Regions from separate parts of the Mus musculus genome. Here region 2 is linked to region 1. A link is a loop called in an ENCODE intact Hi-C map of the cell type or tissue named here. Cell type or tissue: heart. All regions are shown on one strand.

Region 1 (8,000 bases):
TTGAGGCTGCACACAGCTAAGGATACAGTGACAGACAGGAGCTAGACCCCCAGCCGGGCAGTGCCAAGGCACACAGTGGGTACCCGGCAAGAGACGCTGACCCTCTGTTTTCTATTACACCCCATGCCAATCCCAGCCAGTCCCTGAAGAGGGCTTCGCCAGCTCTGTTGGAACGCTGTGTTGCCAAATCGATGATCAATATGCAATGGATTCAGTCTGCAGGCTGGGGCGCCAAGAGCCAGCCCGGCTGCCGGATCCTTGCCACGTTCTGACAAGACAGATCAGTCTTTGGAATTCTTCAGGGAGGGGCAGAGAGGGAAACAAGCCTTGGTTTTCCCTTGGCTCATCTTTAAAAATGAGATCGCACATAAACATAGGGAAAAATCCTCAGCTCCATTTCAAATAAAAAGGGCATCCTCTTAGACTTGAGACAAGAAATCCAGCTCTATTTCCCTGACCCTGTCACCAGCTAGAGCTAAGTAAAATGGAAGAGCTCTGTGAGCCTGGCTCTCCTCAGCAGCTCCAGGCACCAGCCAAAGGCAAAGCTGGGCAGGCCAGATGCGACACTCCCTCAGGGAGAGGGAGAATGGAAGAGCCAGCACGGATATTAGAGACAGTGGTGCAATGTGTTCATTTCACAGACAGGAAAACTGAGGCCTGAGAATGAGGAGGGTCACTCAGCTGCCAAGAAGCAAGGAAGGACATGATCAGGAGCTTAAATTCACACTTGATGGCTCTGCTCACTTCTGAATCAAGATGTGAGTGGTTGCACAAACAACATATGTGTGTGGACATTTATGCTTATATGTGCATATATGCTTGCCTTGTGTGTGACTATGTGCAAACTCATGTGGGTGTACATGCACATATGTGTATACATGCATGCCTTTGACTGGAATCTTCCAGGTGCAGATACACATACGCATGTGTTTGGGTATATACACAGCTACACTGGAAAGTATCTGAAGGGATGAATGTACATACGTGGCATGCACATGCAAGTGGTGTGTAAGTGGTATATAATCATACATATATGTATGAACAGGTGCACATGTATACACACATGTGAATGTAAGTGCATCTTCATGAACATCCGTGTGTTCAGGCAATGGGTCTGTGTGTGCACACTTGAATAAGCATATCCATGTGCATGAGCCCATGAGGGAGTGAGGTGCATGTGTTCACGCATACCTGTGAGTACACCAGGGTGATTCAAGGAGCCCAGCTCCCGTCAGCCCATGTCACGGCTGCTTTGCAGCATGCGCACTGCTCCCAGGATTCACACAGACATGCAACCAGATCCTGTGGTAGAGGCCTGGCAGGGAATTGAGAGCCTAGGACCCAACATCCAGGCACTATGCAACCCTGGCTGGACCAACCCCGCACTTCTAGGCACCAGTATACCCACCACTCTGAATACCCAGGCTGCTTCACTTCACATGGATTTCCTTCTGAAATATACCAGGACCTTCCCAGAATGCCCTCACATAGTAGGTACAAACACCCAGTGTGGCCTGCCACCAACTACTCTTGAACACACAGTCTGTAGGGGCACACATTGTTTCCTGCCACAGAACAACCAGAAGCAGACTGTTGGGGCTAATTGGCTATCTCTGGGCAAAGAGGCTAGTTCAGCCTCTTCGTAAGTTCCTGCCACCCCAGGGGGTCTCACCAGCTGCCCTCAAATGAGCAGACTCTTTAACTCTCACTTCTGGCTGCTGACTCCAGAGTGGCTTCCTCTCAGTTATGCCGGGAGGTATGGTCAGCATCCCTACAGCATGTAGCCATCATCCCCAAGAGCCTAGGTCACTCAGTAGCGAGCCCTGCAGATGCCCTTGCAGGCTTCCCTTGCAGGGCTCCCAGGGCATCCCTTTGCCTAGGCAGGCATCACTTGGAAACGTGAGGCTGTGTGCAGTCAGGGCTTGGGCTAGACTACCTGTTGTCCCCTCAGCTTCTCATATGACAGCATCTCTGACTCAGGCAGGTCCACAATGCTGCCTGCAAGGGGAGAAGCCATCTCTCCAACAGTACCCGACCAGTGCCCACTTGCCCTTCCCCTCATCGTCCTCAGGCTCCCACATCCTCAGAACTAAACCAGCCTCTTCGGGGGGCACTCTCACCAAAGAAGCATCCCATCTGAAGGAGTACCCACATTCCTAAAGAGCACTCTGTCTTAGGGACCATCCACACACTGGGGACTACCTCAGTCCCTAGGGAGCATGGTCCACAAAGCTTTTTCCTAATAACTCCTCCATATCCAAAGGTGATACATGCTGTCACCTCCTCCTTTGCTTCTAGGCTGGGTTGGGGGTAGGGATGGGGGGTGGGGAAGTTCCAGGGCTTTGATGGCACTCAGTGTGGGGGTGAATATCCAGACACAAACACCATAAGGCCAGACCTCCTCTTCCTCCAATATACTGATGTTGGAGTCATCTGGGGGCTTCTATACAAACCAACTGAAGTTGTTTTGATCAGTGGCCCTTGTTGGGGCCTCTGGGTAAGAAGGACTTGTTAAAAAACCTTGGCGGTTCTTCCTCATAGTTCACATTCTCAGGTGACAGCACATGGCACTTTGCAAGCCCTGAGTTAGAAAGTGCCCAGGACAGGCATCAAGAAGTGTGTCCTGCACGGGCACAGTACTCAAGACAGGCCCATGGTCTGAAATGTTTGTCGTCTGCCTAATCCTAGTTGGACACCCCTGCCCTGAGGGTAGGTCCTGTGGGTCCTCTAGGGCTGCAGTGCCCACAAGGAGGTTGCACTATCCTCAAGGACTGCAGGGAGAAGCAGCCACCAGAGCAGGGACAAGTCCAGATGCCACAGGTCATGGCTCCAAGGTCCTCAGAATGACTTTCTGATGAGGCCTTCTGCCAGTGGATTGCCAACTCCCCTCCCTTTCCGGTCTATCTGACCTGTGTAATGAGGTCCTGGCCAGCCTTGGTGGAGAGAATGGTACTCCTTTAGTTCTAGCAGGGAAACGCTAGGTCTGGAAAGTCCAATTTATTCTCTTGGCCACATCCTCCCTGCAGACCTGGGGCTGCCTGGAGGCAGAGACCAGTGCCTCAACTCAACTCAGGCCACACGTGACAGAACCTCTGTGAAACTGACACGAGATCTCCCCAACATTTGATTTGCTCGCCCTCTCTTAAACCTACTCCCACAAAATCACGCTGCATGGGGCAGGTCAGTTTTGAGTTTGTCAAAAGCGCAGGTCTGGAGCGTCCCCTCCAGCTGTGAAAAGCGGGATCACACAGCATTAAGATTCAACTTCAACAATTGCCAACATGGGTATAGAGCTTGGGAGCTTGATCTGGGCCTCGACTGACACCGTGGTTATGATTCACGATCCCGCAGCGCTGAGAGGTACTCAGAGGAGGGAACTGAGGCTGACTGAGGAGGTGGCTCTGCAGGGGAGCAGGGACCCTAAGCTCCAAAGGAATGATGCGCACCAGCAGTGTCTCTGCCATGCTGCTACAAGCGCACTCTCCAATCAGGCCGCGGACCCCGAGCCAGCCCCTTACGAGCCGGTGTGCGCGCCCGCGCGCGCTCCGTCGCCTGTAACCGAGTGAGGTGGAGACTACGATCTTAGAAAGAGCAGGCTTCTAGAACTCACCGCTCAGGCCAGCCCGCGCTCAGCCGGGCCCCGCAGGCTGCAGTTGGCCCTGGAGGGGGCGCCCTCGCCGAGTGCGCGCCCTGCGCCGCCGCCTAGGGCTCCTCCCCGGCGCCGCCGGCAGGTTCGCCCAGGCGGCCGCGGGCTCCGGCTCCCGGCCCGCTCCCCCCGGGCCCGCGGCTCGGGCCTGCGGGGCGCCCCGCCCCGCCCCGCTGCGCCCTCCCCGCTGCGCTACTGGACTCAAGTTGGAAGCCGAGCCCGGGCGACAGCACTTGCGCCAAGCGCTCCGCGGCGGCGGAGACGCTGCACCGGCGAGCGGGGAGGGCGAGGCGGCGCCCGCACGGCCGAACGCGGACCTTGGGGGGCGCCCGCACTCGGGAGCAGCAGGAGGACCGCGGGTGTCGGCGCCCAGCCCCGCAAAGTAAAGTTGCAGGGACCCGGAAGAACGGCAACCTGCGCCCCGGCTCGCTTAGCCCCAGCCAGCCCGTTGGGAAGCAGAGTGTCCGGGCCGCCGCCTGCAGCCTGCAGCCCAGTCGGGCACCCGGACCGTGGAGCCGCTTGCGTGCACCAGCTTGGACACCGCATCTCCGTGGGCTGGCGGCCGGGACGCTCCCACTGAACCCAGGCCGAGGGCGGGGCCGCTCGAGGACCCGGGACCTACCCCCATTCCCCCCCACCGCCGCGTCGCCGCGCTCTCTGGGCACCTCCAGCTCTGCACTTACGCGCGCGGCAGCTGCGGGGAGCCCGGCAGCCACGCTCTCCGGCGCGCCGCCCGCCCGCCGGGCCACCACGGCCGAGAGCCGGCTGCGGGGCTTCGTGGCCCCCAGCCGGCGCGCCGGAGGAGCAGGCGGCGATGCGGACGCCGACCCTGGCTGTGGGGCGCCCGAGCTGCCGAGGCTGCGCCCGGGCTCCTGGCAGGACCGCGTAGCTCTCGGGAGGACCATGGCGTCCCCAGCGCTGGCCGCGGCGCTGGCGGCGGCGGCGGCTGAGGGCCCCAACGGGAGCGACGCGGGCGAATGGGGTAGCGGCGGGGGTGCCAACGCCTCGGGGACCGACTGGGTGCCACCGCCGGGCCAGTACTCCGCAGGTGCTGTGGCGGGGTTGGCAGCTGTGGTGGGTTTCCTCATCGTTTTCACCGTGGTAGGCAATGTGCTCGTGGTGATCGCTGTGTTGACCAGCCGAGCACTGCGCGCCCCGCAGAACCTCTTCCTGGTGTCTCTGGCCTCAGCTGACATCCTGGTGGCCACACTGGTCATGCCCTTTTCTCTGGCCAATGAGCTCATGGCCTACTGGTACTTCGGGCAAGTGTGGTGTGGTGTATACCTGGCACTGGACGTGCTCTTCTGCACCTCGTCCATCGTGCACCTGTGTGCCATTAGTCTGGACCGCTACTGGTCGGTGACGCAAGCGGTAGAGTACAACCTGAAGCGCACGCCGCGCCGTGTCAAGGCCACCATCGTGGCCGTGTGGCTCATCTCCGCTGTCATCTCCTTCCCGCCTCTCGTCTCGTTCTACCGCCGGCCCGACGGCGCCGCCTATCCGCAGTGCGGCCTCAACGATGAGACCTGGTACATCTTGTCCTCCTGCATAGGCTCCTTCTTCGCGCCCTGCCTCATCATGGGCCTGGTCTATGCGCGCATCTACCGCGTGGCCAAGCTGCGCACGCGTACGCTCAGCGAGAAACGCGGCCCCGCCGGCCCCGACGGCGCGTCCCCGACCACAGAGAATGGGCTGGGCAAGGCAGCGGGGGAGAACGGGCATTGCGCGCCCCCGCGCACTGAAGTGGAGCCGGATGAGAGCAGTGCGGCCGAGAGGCGGAGGCGCCGGGGCGCGCTGCGCAGAGGAGGACGGCGGCGAGAGGGTGCTGAGGGGGACACGGGCAGTGCGGACGGACCGGGACCGGGACTGGCAGCCGAGCAGGGTGCTCGGACGGCGTCTCGGTCCCCAGGCCCCGGAGGGCGCCTGTCGCGGGCCAGCTCGCGCTCCGTCGAGTTCTTCCTGTCGCGTCGGCGCCGGGCGCGCAGCAGTGTGTGCCGCCGCAAGGTGGCCCAGGCACGCGAGAAGCGCTTCACCTTCGTGTTGGCGGTGGTCATGGGCGTGTTCGTACTGTGCTGGTTCCCCTTCTTCTTCAGCTACAGCCTGTATGGCATCTGCCGTGAGGCCTGCCAGTTGCCAGAACCGCTCTTTAAGTTTTTCTTCTGGATCGGCTACTGCAACAGTTCGCTCAACCCGGTCATCTACACTGTCTTCAATCAGGACTTCAGGCGCTCTTTCAAGCATATCCTCTTTCGAAGGAGGAGAAGGGGCTTCAGGCAATGACCCTCTGGCCTCCTGGACCTGGACCCACTGACGTCCTGGACAGCTCTGAACTCGGGTAGACAGAGAGACCAACAGTGTGGTCTCTCCAGAGTCCCAGGGTGGACTTCAGGGCACAGTGTGGGATGTGGCAGACAGGAGCTGGGCGAGAGACAACTGGGCCTTGGGGAGTGGGGAGGAGAAAGGGAGACCTTTGCCTTCCCATCTCAGCGAGGGGCTGTAGCTAGGTTGTGGATCCAGTTCCTGAGAAGGCTTCTGTGGAGTGTGGCTGTGAACTTAGGGCTTTAGAGCTCAGACAACTAAACCACACCAAGAAAGGAGCACACCACCCCCTTCTCGGTCTTCCCTGTGAGCAAGGGCTGACTTCCTATGACCTGAAAAAGGCATCTGTCTGGGGGAGGAGAGATAGCACAGGCAATCTCTGGTTACTGAGATTGTTTGCCAAATACAATGACAGCCAAAACAACCAAACCATTTTTTTTTAAATAAACCTTTGTAATCTAAGTGTCAGGTGCATTGGTCAGTTCTTAAGCCAGGGTGTCAGAGAACTCTCCAGATCTTCCCCTGAGCTCCCCATACCCCCAACAGGCACACACTAAGGTATAGAGTGCTCTGAAAGCTGAATTCTAACTGCCTTTCTTTCATGAGGAAGAAAGGGGTTAAAGCGGGTAAAGGATTTGGGTATATGTAAAGTATATACTCGGACTTCTTTTCTTCAAGTGGTTATGAGGCAAAGGAATGGAGGGCCTCAAGCCGATTCCAGACTTAGATTCGGCGAGGAGGGGTGTCTCCTCCCCACATTCCGTCCCTCCAGGGCCCCAGACATCTGCACTCAGAGCCTAGTGTAGTTCTGGCATACAACGTGCTCTTCCGGTTGCCTTTTGAAGTGGGCAAGGTGGGATGAGACCCAAGAAGTCTACCCCACAGATGGGGTGGACTTGTGGCCAGGTGGCTTTGCTTAGTTGCTAGGTGGCCAGGCTGATCTGGACAGTCCCCAGGTATTGCTTCTGAAACGAAGCCAAGGTCACTGTGGCCCAGAGCAAAGAGAACCTGTTGACGAGCAGGGGAAGGTCCAGACCCCCACCCCCAGGACTTCTCCCCAGTGCTGCCCACTCTACCTTTTCTCAGCCCCGGCATAAAACACTTCTGAGGACCGTCCTATCTCCAAGTCAGGACCCACTGAACTCTAGTAGCCCGCTGTGGTCACTCCCGGAAGGCCCCAGGGTAGGTTGGGAGGAAAGTTATGAGTAGGACCTGCGGTGGGAGAGTGGCCTCAACACCTCTGACCCAGCTCACTGCAGTTGGGTGGGTTGTAGGGATCTTGCCAGGATACCTGCAGTGATTGCCTAGCTTGTGTCTCTCTTGGGTCCCCAACCCCATTAGTCCTGCTCTCCCCAAGCCCCTGTCCCTGAGTCAGACACCAGAGCAGTCCTTTCTCCTTTCTAGCCTGAACTGCCAAAGCTGTCTTTTGGGACACAAGGACACACACACACACACACACACACACACACACACACACACACCCTACCCCACAATACATACATACACATACACACACACACACACACCACAAGAGGAGAGAGAGAGAGAGAGAGAGAGAGAGAGAGAGAGAGAGAGAGAGGGAGAGAGGGAAAGAGAGAGAGAGAGCGCTCTTCAACCACTGTGGATCTCACAGTGTCCCTGCAGTGTCAGACTCCACCATCACTTCAGGTGGTGAAAGGCTTACTTTATGTTTGGCTTAGGCCCAGATGGGGAAACTGAGTCTGGAGTGGTGAGAGGACAGAATATGCTGGCTAAGCTGGATCCGGGAGATCTCAGCTGTCTCTGGTCCTATTATGAGGGAACTTTGCCAATATGGTCCAAAGGCACGGTCAAGGGCCTGGGGGTGATACATAGGGAATGGCACAGTTGATCCTACTAGGGAAAAGATGGTGGGATTCTCCTATGTGCTTATAGAAAGGTCTTCTGGGCCCAGGGCCTCAGAATTGCCACTGTTGGAATCTGCATCTCAGAGCACCCAGAATAGAGCCCAGATAACCAATGAAATAGGGAGGCAGTTCTCATCCTTCTGTAACTG
Region 2 (8,000 bases), 89 kb before region 1:
CCCCTGCCCCTTACTTCCTCCTGCCACCTCCTTTCTCTCCTGCTGGAGTGCAAGGCACCTTTCCTCCTGCCTCAGGCTCTGGCAGCTTTGTGGGGGTGGGGTGGGGGTGGGGGGCGCTGCTTTCATTATTGGTTAGTGCTGAGAAGCAAGAAGCAGGTGCGCATGCCTGGATCTGCACAGGTGTGCACAGTGGGTGGCCATCTGTATGTATGATGGTGTTGTGGGACCACAGAGACACACATCTGCAAATATGCATAGTCATGTACACACATACCAGGGGTGTGTGTGTGTGTGTGTGTGTGTGTGTGAGAGAGAGAGAGAGAGAGAGAGAGAGATAGAGAGAGAAGACTCCCAGAGTGTATATTTGGGGCACTTCCATTAGCCAGCCTCAACCAGCTCTTGCTCCATTTCCAAGGGCATTTAGCTTTCCCTGTATGCTGCTGGGTTTTTGCTCATTAGCTCTGGTCAGCTCTCTCTGCTCCTTTTGGAACAAATAGAGAAATTCTCCTATCAAACTGCCTGACACCATGGTCCTTAGCAGTTCCCAAGCCCTGTCCCTGCCCCTCTGTCCATTTGCGCTCTCTCTCTCTCTCTCTCCCCGCCCCCTCCAACCAGAGTGTGTAGCGGGGAGAACCTTGTACCATCTCTTCTCCCTGCCTGCCTCATTACTCTCTGTCTTCCTCAAAGGCTGCTCTGTCCTTCCCGAGCTGTCTGAGCTCCTGCTGGACCACCCTCCACTTTCACCCCACATCTGTAGACTTTCCATTTCTTTCTGCCTTCTAGGCTTAGGGGTGCTGTCCCTCTTGTTGGACCCCTTTGTCATCGTTAGCTTTGTTAGCTTATCACAGTCTAGAGCAGTGGCTGTCAACCTTCCTAACATTGTGACCCTTTAACACAGTTCTTGTTGTGGTTACCCCCAACAATAACATTATTTTCAAAACTGTAATTTTGCTACTGTTATGGATCATAATGTAAATGTCTGTGTTTTCTGATGGCCTTAGGTGACCCCTGTGAAAGGGTCACTCAACCCCTAAAGGGTCATCTGAGAGAAAAGCCTGGATTGAGGAATTGTCTAGATTAGATTGGCTTGTGGGCATGTGTATGGGATTATCTTTACAATTAAACAGATGGTTAATAGGTGTAGAATGCCCCAGACCACCGTGGGTGTCACCAGTCTCTGGGCTGGTGGTCTCTGGTTGTAGAAGGAAGCTACCTAAGCATGCATCTGGGAACAGCCAGCAGCAGTGTTCTCCAGTGTTCCTGCCACACTTCCCTGACTGTGAGTGAGCTCCTGCCCTGACTGCCCTTAGTGATTACTGTGACCTGGAAGTGTAAGCTAAATAAAGCCTTTCCTCCCACAAGTGCTTTTGGTCATGATATCTGTTAGAGCGACAGAATGACACTTCTGTCAGCTACCCCAATTACTCCTCTATAACCTTCCATCTTTGACCCCAACCTTCCTTTTCTCCCTATCTCTGCCATCCTAGTTCACAGAGCCCCTCTGGTTCCTTCTCCGCCCTGACCCTGCTGCCTTCAGGTCTTGTTGTCTGTCAGCTCCATCTCTGTCAAGTAGCCCATAGGCCCACATTTGCCCTTCTGACCTGACCCATTCCTCCGCTTAGATATGTGGATCCTTCCCAATGTATGTGGGGGCAGTCCTGGCTCTCTGTGCCTCCTCGGGGCACCTGCATCCCAGCTTCATGCCCCTCAGAAGCTTCTGCCCTCTCTCCAAAGCATTTGCTCTCCCATATCATCCTTCTATGCTGTACTCTACCCTTCGTTCTGCACACATCCATCCTTCTGTTCTTTCTTTGTTCTAACCTGTATTCTGCTGCTGGGGAAACACTCCCTTAGCCAGTTCCCTTCAAATGAGAAACAGACCCCTTTGTGAGCAGAGACCTAGGGAAAGAGGAGGAGTTGTGAGTCATTCCAGAAATCACCTCTGCTGTTGATTCCCTAAGGCTGGAGACCCAGGACTGGAAGTCCCAGAACTGCGTGCATGCAACCTGTCTTCCCAGAGGGTTGGGTCCACACAGTACTTCTGAGGACGCTCTCTAGACCTTACTTCCTTGGGAAACTCACAGTCACTTTCTCATTCCGTTGTACTCCCCCACCACCTAGGTACACACCCTGAAAGAGAAGCCAGGTTGGGAGCTGGGCTGAGAGACAGAAACTTGTCATTCAGACAGAACCAGGACCATGACTTAGAGCAACCTCCTGGGAACCTGACCCAGTCTTCCACACAGTCAGGCTTGCCACAGCCAGCCCCAGGGCCAAGCCAGAACTCTGCAGCATCGTTCAACATCTGCAGATGCTGCACTTTTGTCTCTGCCTCCCACCTGGGCAGACAGAGAAGCCAAACTGCCTCCAATCTGTCACTCGGACATTAACCTGGAGGTGACACCTCAGTTTGTACAGGCTGGTGGCCTCCACCAGGCCCACTCAAGCATGTGTCTCTCTCTGCTCTGCTCCTCGGCCTGAGGCTCTGTGGCAATGCAGACCACAGTCACTGTTGTTTCATTGATGGTAACGCTTTGATTTGATTTCCAAGCTTGCATCTTCCACTTCTAGTCAAAGGAGGCTCAACTATGTATTACTTTTTGTTTGTTTGTTTGTTCTGTCTCTAGTCATACTATGGGTTCTGTTGAAGCCTGTGACCTGAGGCATGCATGTGGAAAGAAGCCAGTAAAAGAGCAGAGGGGACCCAGCAGAGTGGGGACCAACTGATGCTGGAATTGGGGCCCTGATATGAGTGGTAAAGGGGGGGGTCACAATCCCTTCCATAACACCTGGTAAGTGCAGCTCGTCTGGTCTGAACCTTCACCCCACTGGGAGGTGGGGAGAAACAAAGTCGCTGAGACCAGTTGGAACCTGCTTGCTTGACTCTGTGCAGCCACACTGCTCCCTGCTGTATTTATCCCCAGACTCTCCAGGGCTGCTGGAAGGGAGACTGAGGCTTCCTTCTGGGGACCTCTAGCCACAGTAGCGTCTCTCAGGGCTGCTCTGCTCAGCCAGGCTGTTGGCCTTGGCTCCCTTCCCTGTCCCTTCATTGTTGGCAGGGCCTTAGCATGCTTCTGGGTCATCACGAGCCTCTGAGTAGCTGAGCCTCCTTTTCCTTGACAAATGCACTTGGCAAGCTGCCCTGAGCGCCGGGCCCCAAGCGATGCCTGTGGCATAAATGTCCCAGCACTGTGCAGGCTGCTCGCCTACATTATTTCACCCTGTCCCCAACTTTCCTTCTGCAGAGGAGCAACCAACCCTCAGAGCAGGGAAGAGCCCCAACCTCATCCCAGCATTTTCATGGGTAGAAACACTGAGACCAGTGTGGCTTCCCCAGCGTGACATTTGTCTGTGTCCTCACGCTGTCACCCTTGGAGGCCAACCTGGTGACTATAGTTCAGTAATGTACTTAGTCCCTTGGTGTCTACGGGGAAGAGTTCCAGGACTCTGCAGATGGCAAAATTTGTAAGCACTCAGGCCTCTTAAAAAACACAAGCTGGGCAATGGCGGCGCTCGCCTTTAATCTCAGCACTCAGGGGAGATGCAGGGGCATCTCTGTGAGTTCAAGGAAGGCCTGGTCTACAGAGGGAATTCCAGGGCTACATAGAGAAACTCTGTCTCAAAAACCAAAACCAAACCAAAAATAAAAGCCCACCAAAACAAAACAAAACAAAAAACCAAAACAATGCTAGGCATCCTCCTGTCATAGATTTAGACTATCTCTGGGTGTTACTTAGTGTGGCCTCCATTAGAAGCACACTAACAAAAAACAGTGAAGCAGTCTACATGCTCAGTGCAGAAGTGAGTTTCCTCTCAGGTACTTTCTACCCAGGGTGGGTTGACCCCATGGTGTGGACCCTGCAGGTATAGAGAGTCAGTTGAATCTTATGTTCCAAAGTTGCCAGGAGAGTGACTTTCAAATGTCCTGACCCAAAAGTGAGAGGTCTGGGAGGTGACACATATGCTAATTAGCTTGATGAGCACATCCCAAACACCAGATCCATACACTCACGCATCATTCACAATTGTCATTTGTCAGTTTAAAGTTTGCAAAAAAAAAAAAAAAAAAAAGTATCTTTATCAACGTGCTTCCCTCACTGGCGGATTCCAAGCAGAGCCGGTTCAATTGCAATTGCTCAGAAGATGTGCTTAAATCTGCAGCCTCAAACTCAGGAAAACAGAATGATTGCCGATGACATCAAGTTGACATGAGGTTAGAGCAAGGGTGGGGCCCTCATCCAGTGACTGGTGTCTTCCTGAGAAGAGAGGACATAGAAACACCAAAGAGGTCTCTGTGACAATGCTGGCAGAGCCTGGAGTGGTACAGTCACTCAGTGGTAGAGGATCCGTCCCCAGGACCTGCGAGGAGAGAGAGCTGTGGACTCTTTGATCTTGAAAGAAGGTGGAATGTGAGAATAGTTTCTCCCTCTCTTTATCTCTCTCTCTCCCTCCCTGCCTTACCTACTGTCACCCCTCCATACCTCTCCCTCGTCCTCCTTCCCTCCCTCCTCTTCCTTTCTTTTCTTTTTTTTTCTTCCAAACAGGTCTCGTGTAGCCCAAGCTAGTCAAATTCTCTGTGTAGCTGAGGATGCCCTTGAGCTCATAGAAGACATCAACGAAAGGGACACCTCCAAGAAGCTGTTGGTGCCCCTGAGAAGGTGAAGGGAGGTCCTGGGTGCCTACAAAGCCCTTCTGCCCAAATGTCAAAGGTCAGACATGGAAACACAGCACTGCCATAATCGTGCCGTCACCTGAAAACCACGGTCCCCAGATGAGTCCTTGCGCTTTCTTCTGCTTACCTAAGCAGCAGTATGGGGTTACATCACCACATGGTGAACAGGAGCAGCTGAAGGGCAAGCGAGAGTAGGACTGCTCCTGCAGCGTGGGGAACTCAAGCATACATCCCATGAGTTACGGAAAGGGCATGGCCCTGATGTCTTAGGACCTTCTTGAGCTGATGTCCTGGGCTGAGGAGGAAGCTTGTATCCAGCTGTGCCTTGTAGATCGTCAGCCAGGGCAAGCTTTGGAACCTGCTGGGCTTGGGCACAAACTCATCAGCTCTGAGTCCAGGCTTCAGTGGCAGAAAGCAGTTTTGTCGGCCGTCCATCTCTTCTGTAGCAGTGCTCTCTGTCCCTGCCATCATTGTGGGGGACAGCCTGGGAGGCTTGGGGAACTGAAATCCCAACAGAGCAAACTGCCTTGCCAGTGCTCAGAGACTCAGAGTGAGGACCACTTTCTTTTCTTTCCCCTTTGCTCATTTGTGTTGAGACAGGTCTCAGTCTGTGGATGGCTGGTCTGAAACTCACGGCAACCTTTCTGCCTCAACTGGGATTATAGCCATCAGGTGCCACGCTCAGCTTGAAGACTTCAAGGTCCTCTTTCTCATTTGCCTTGTGGCTGAGGCCTCCCCACGCACAGCTGGAGAGGGGTCTTTGGGTATGTACCTTTACCCCTAAGCAAGTGCATCTTGGTGGCCGACAATACTGAAGAGCTGGGTGGTGCACTTGGGGTCACGCAACACCCTAGGGTGGGGTCTTGGTGAAAATTAGGGAGGCAGAGCCCACTCACCATTGTCCTCCTTGTCTTTCTGTTCTGCCCTCCAGGTGGGCAGGGGAATGGCTGCCCATTAGACCTCCGGTCACTCCCATGAATGGCTGTCATTGGTTTAGGGAGATGTCAATCATTGTCCTTTTGGGAGTTTCCCATCCGAAAGTGGTTCCCACCCAGCTTTTCAATGAGGCAGGAACAGAAAGCATTAGAGAGCTTGAGTGGTTAAACAATCTGAGACTTGATGACCCATGTATTATGAGGTAGGCTTCAAACTTAAAACCGAGGATTTGGAAAAATGTCTAAAACTCAATGTTGATGTAATTCAGTATGGGAGTATCAGACATCAGAGATGGCATCAGCCCAAAGATCAGAGACCAGGCTGACCAGAAATAAGATGGGGTTTGTTCTCCCTTCCCCACCCCAGGCAGTGCAGGGAGGGGCTTGGAAGCTCTCCCTGCTTCTGAGGGTGTTAGAAGCAATGCATAGGGAGTGGCCAGACCCCAGAAGCAAAGCAGACAAGTTTATCCAAATTCAAGCTGATGAGTACAGAAACAAAAAGCCCAGAGGAAGCAATAATGAAAGCCCAGAACTGGTTCTTTGAAAACGTTTTCTAAACCTAACAAGGTTCTTGAAAACACAGTCAAGAAGAGGGCACAGGATGGAACAAAGACTGTCAGGAAACAGCAATGGGGCCTTGGTAGGTCAGTGTTGGGCTTCCCAACAGGAAGGGCAGCATCTCAACGGCCAGCCGAGAAGTCTCTTTCTTTTTCTTCCCTACAAGGGCTGCTGATGCTGAGGTGTGGGGAAATCCTCTAAAAGAGGCCAGATTTGACTAAAAAATAGAACCTAGCAAACGCACAAATGCACAGGAGGAACAGAAGCCCATGGCAGGGAGAGGGTGAGGGCATACTCGGTGCTCTTGTTTGCTGGAAAATTCTCCAAACAACAACAGCAGTGTGGGTGTGGACAGTCCCTGAAGTCATCATCCCTGGACAAGGTTATCCCTGGATAAGGTTATAACCTGGATGGTTATTCCTGAGCATAATTACTCTAAGGGCGTCCTGGAATGGGCTTGTTATGCCTGGGCTGCCCCTCTCTGGGCCTGCACCTTCCTGTTCTCTTAGGTAGTGTTTCTAAGGATCACCCTCTAGTCTCTCTCCTCCTAAGATCACTCCACAACTGACAGAGGCTCCTCCTTCCTGTGGCCGATAGAATGTGGATGAGAGCAGAGACATCCCAGGCCCTGGAAAGGGACATCCACTCACGTTAGTTTTTCTGTGAATATGAAGCAAGCTGGGGGCAGCACCCTGGGGATCCTGGACATGAACCCCTCTGTCCAGATGGATAGCTCAGGTCAGCAGCCTCATCAGCATGCAAGGCCTCGAGAGCCTGTTGTGCAGCCTGTGCACAGAGATCTGATTTCAATCTCATTACTAAGGACTTCAGCTTTCCTGTAAGCATTGGTTATTACCCAGGAATACATGCCCAAGTGAAGAAAAATGATGAAATCCACTGTCTGCCAGACACATCTGCTGGGCAAGGGAGGAGGAAACATCCACCAAGTCTAGGCTCCCCACAGGCTCTGACAGCAGACAGACCTGAGCAGCAGACCCTAGCAGGTATCTGTGCCTCCATAACTAAGGAAACGACAAATAATACATCCTGATGAGCTGCAACACTGAGGTTGCTGGAGGAAGGCTGGCTCAGGCAGGGTTTAGAGGGGAAAGTCAATGTCAAATCTCAAGATGCCCTGGCATCTACCATGGTTGATCGCAAGTAAGTTCTCCTCCACCTACACCCATCTATTCCATGGAACATATGTCCAGTCACCTATCATCCAGCTACCCCTGACTCAGTTAGTCACCCAACAGTCATCCATGCATAAGTCTACCATGTATCTTTCCATCCATCCTACACACCCCTTACCCATCCACCCATCATCCATCCACCCATCCATCATCATCCATCTATCCACCCACCCACCCATCCATCCATCCATTTACCCATCATCCATCCATCCACCCATCCATCATCATCCATCCATCTCTCCATCCATCATCATCCATCCATCCATTTACCCATCATCCATCTACCCACACACTCATCCACCCATCATCTACCTGTCCACCAAGTACTCACCCACTCACCCATACACATCTATGATTGACACATACACCTACCTATCCCTCTATTCATACACCTATCATTCATGATTCAATCCATCCCACTGACCCATCATCCATCCACCTTTCTTCCACTAATGTCAATATCTGTCAGTTGACACACTCATTATCAAGCTCTTCCACCCATCTTGTAATTCCTATTCCTCCTCCTCCTCCTCCTCCTCTTCCTCCTCCTCCTTTTCCTCCTCCTCCTCCTCTTCACCCACCCACTTGTTTATTTAAGGCTGGGTTCAGTTGGCTGTCCTTGCTTGGCTAGGTTACTCAGGT

The links. A loop is a pair of places that touch in the nucleus more often than their neighbours do. Peaks named below come from ENCODE experiments on the same cell type or tissue, not always from the same donor. Only the 100,000 strongest peaks of a DNase experiment are listed, where the experiment ranks them.
Region 2: it touches region 1 in a loop (2.8-fold over the local background); 4 of 42 quality-filtered maps call a loop at or near these places.

Annotation. Positions count from the first base shown.
Region 1 is chr5:35,275,337-35,283,336 of GRCm38, forward strand. It overlaps Adra2c (adrenergic receptor, alpha 2c), which reads left to right and starts at 3,230. Exons shown (of 1, transcript NM_007418.3): 1 at 3,230-6,427. The coding sequence starts at 4,550. The coding sequence ends at 5,926. In heart, a CTCF peak has its summit at 3,633 (motif pointing right); no DNase peak of the experiment used is centred here; H3K4me3 peaks cover 2,699 bases; H3K27ac peaks cover 870 bases; H3K27me3 peaks cover 8,000 bases.
Region 2 is chr5:35,186,201-35,194,200 of GRCm38, forward strand. No RefSeq gene overlaps it. Among named protein-coding and RNA genes, the nearest start is that of Gm31601, 29 kb to the left of the region's middle. In heart, no CTCF peak of the experiment used is centred here; a DNase peak (open chromatin) is centred at 3,091; H3K27ac peaks cover 489 bases; H3K27me3 peaks cover 1,834 bases.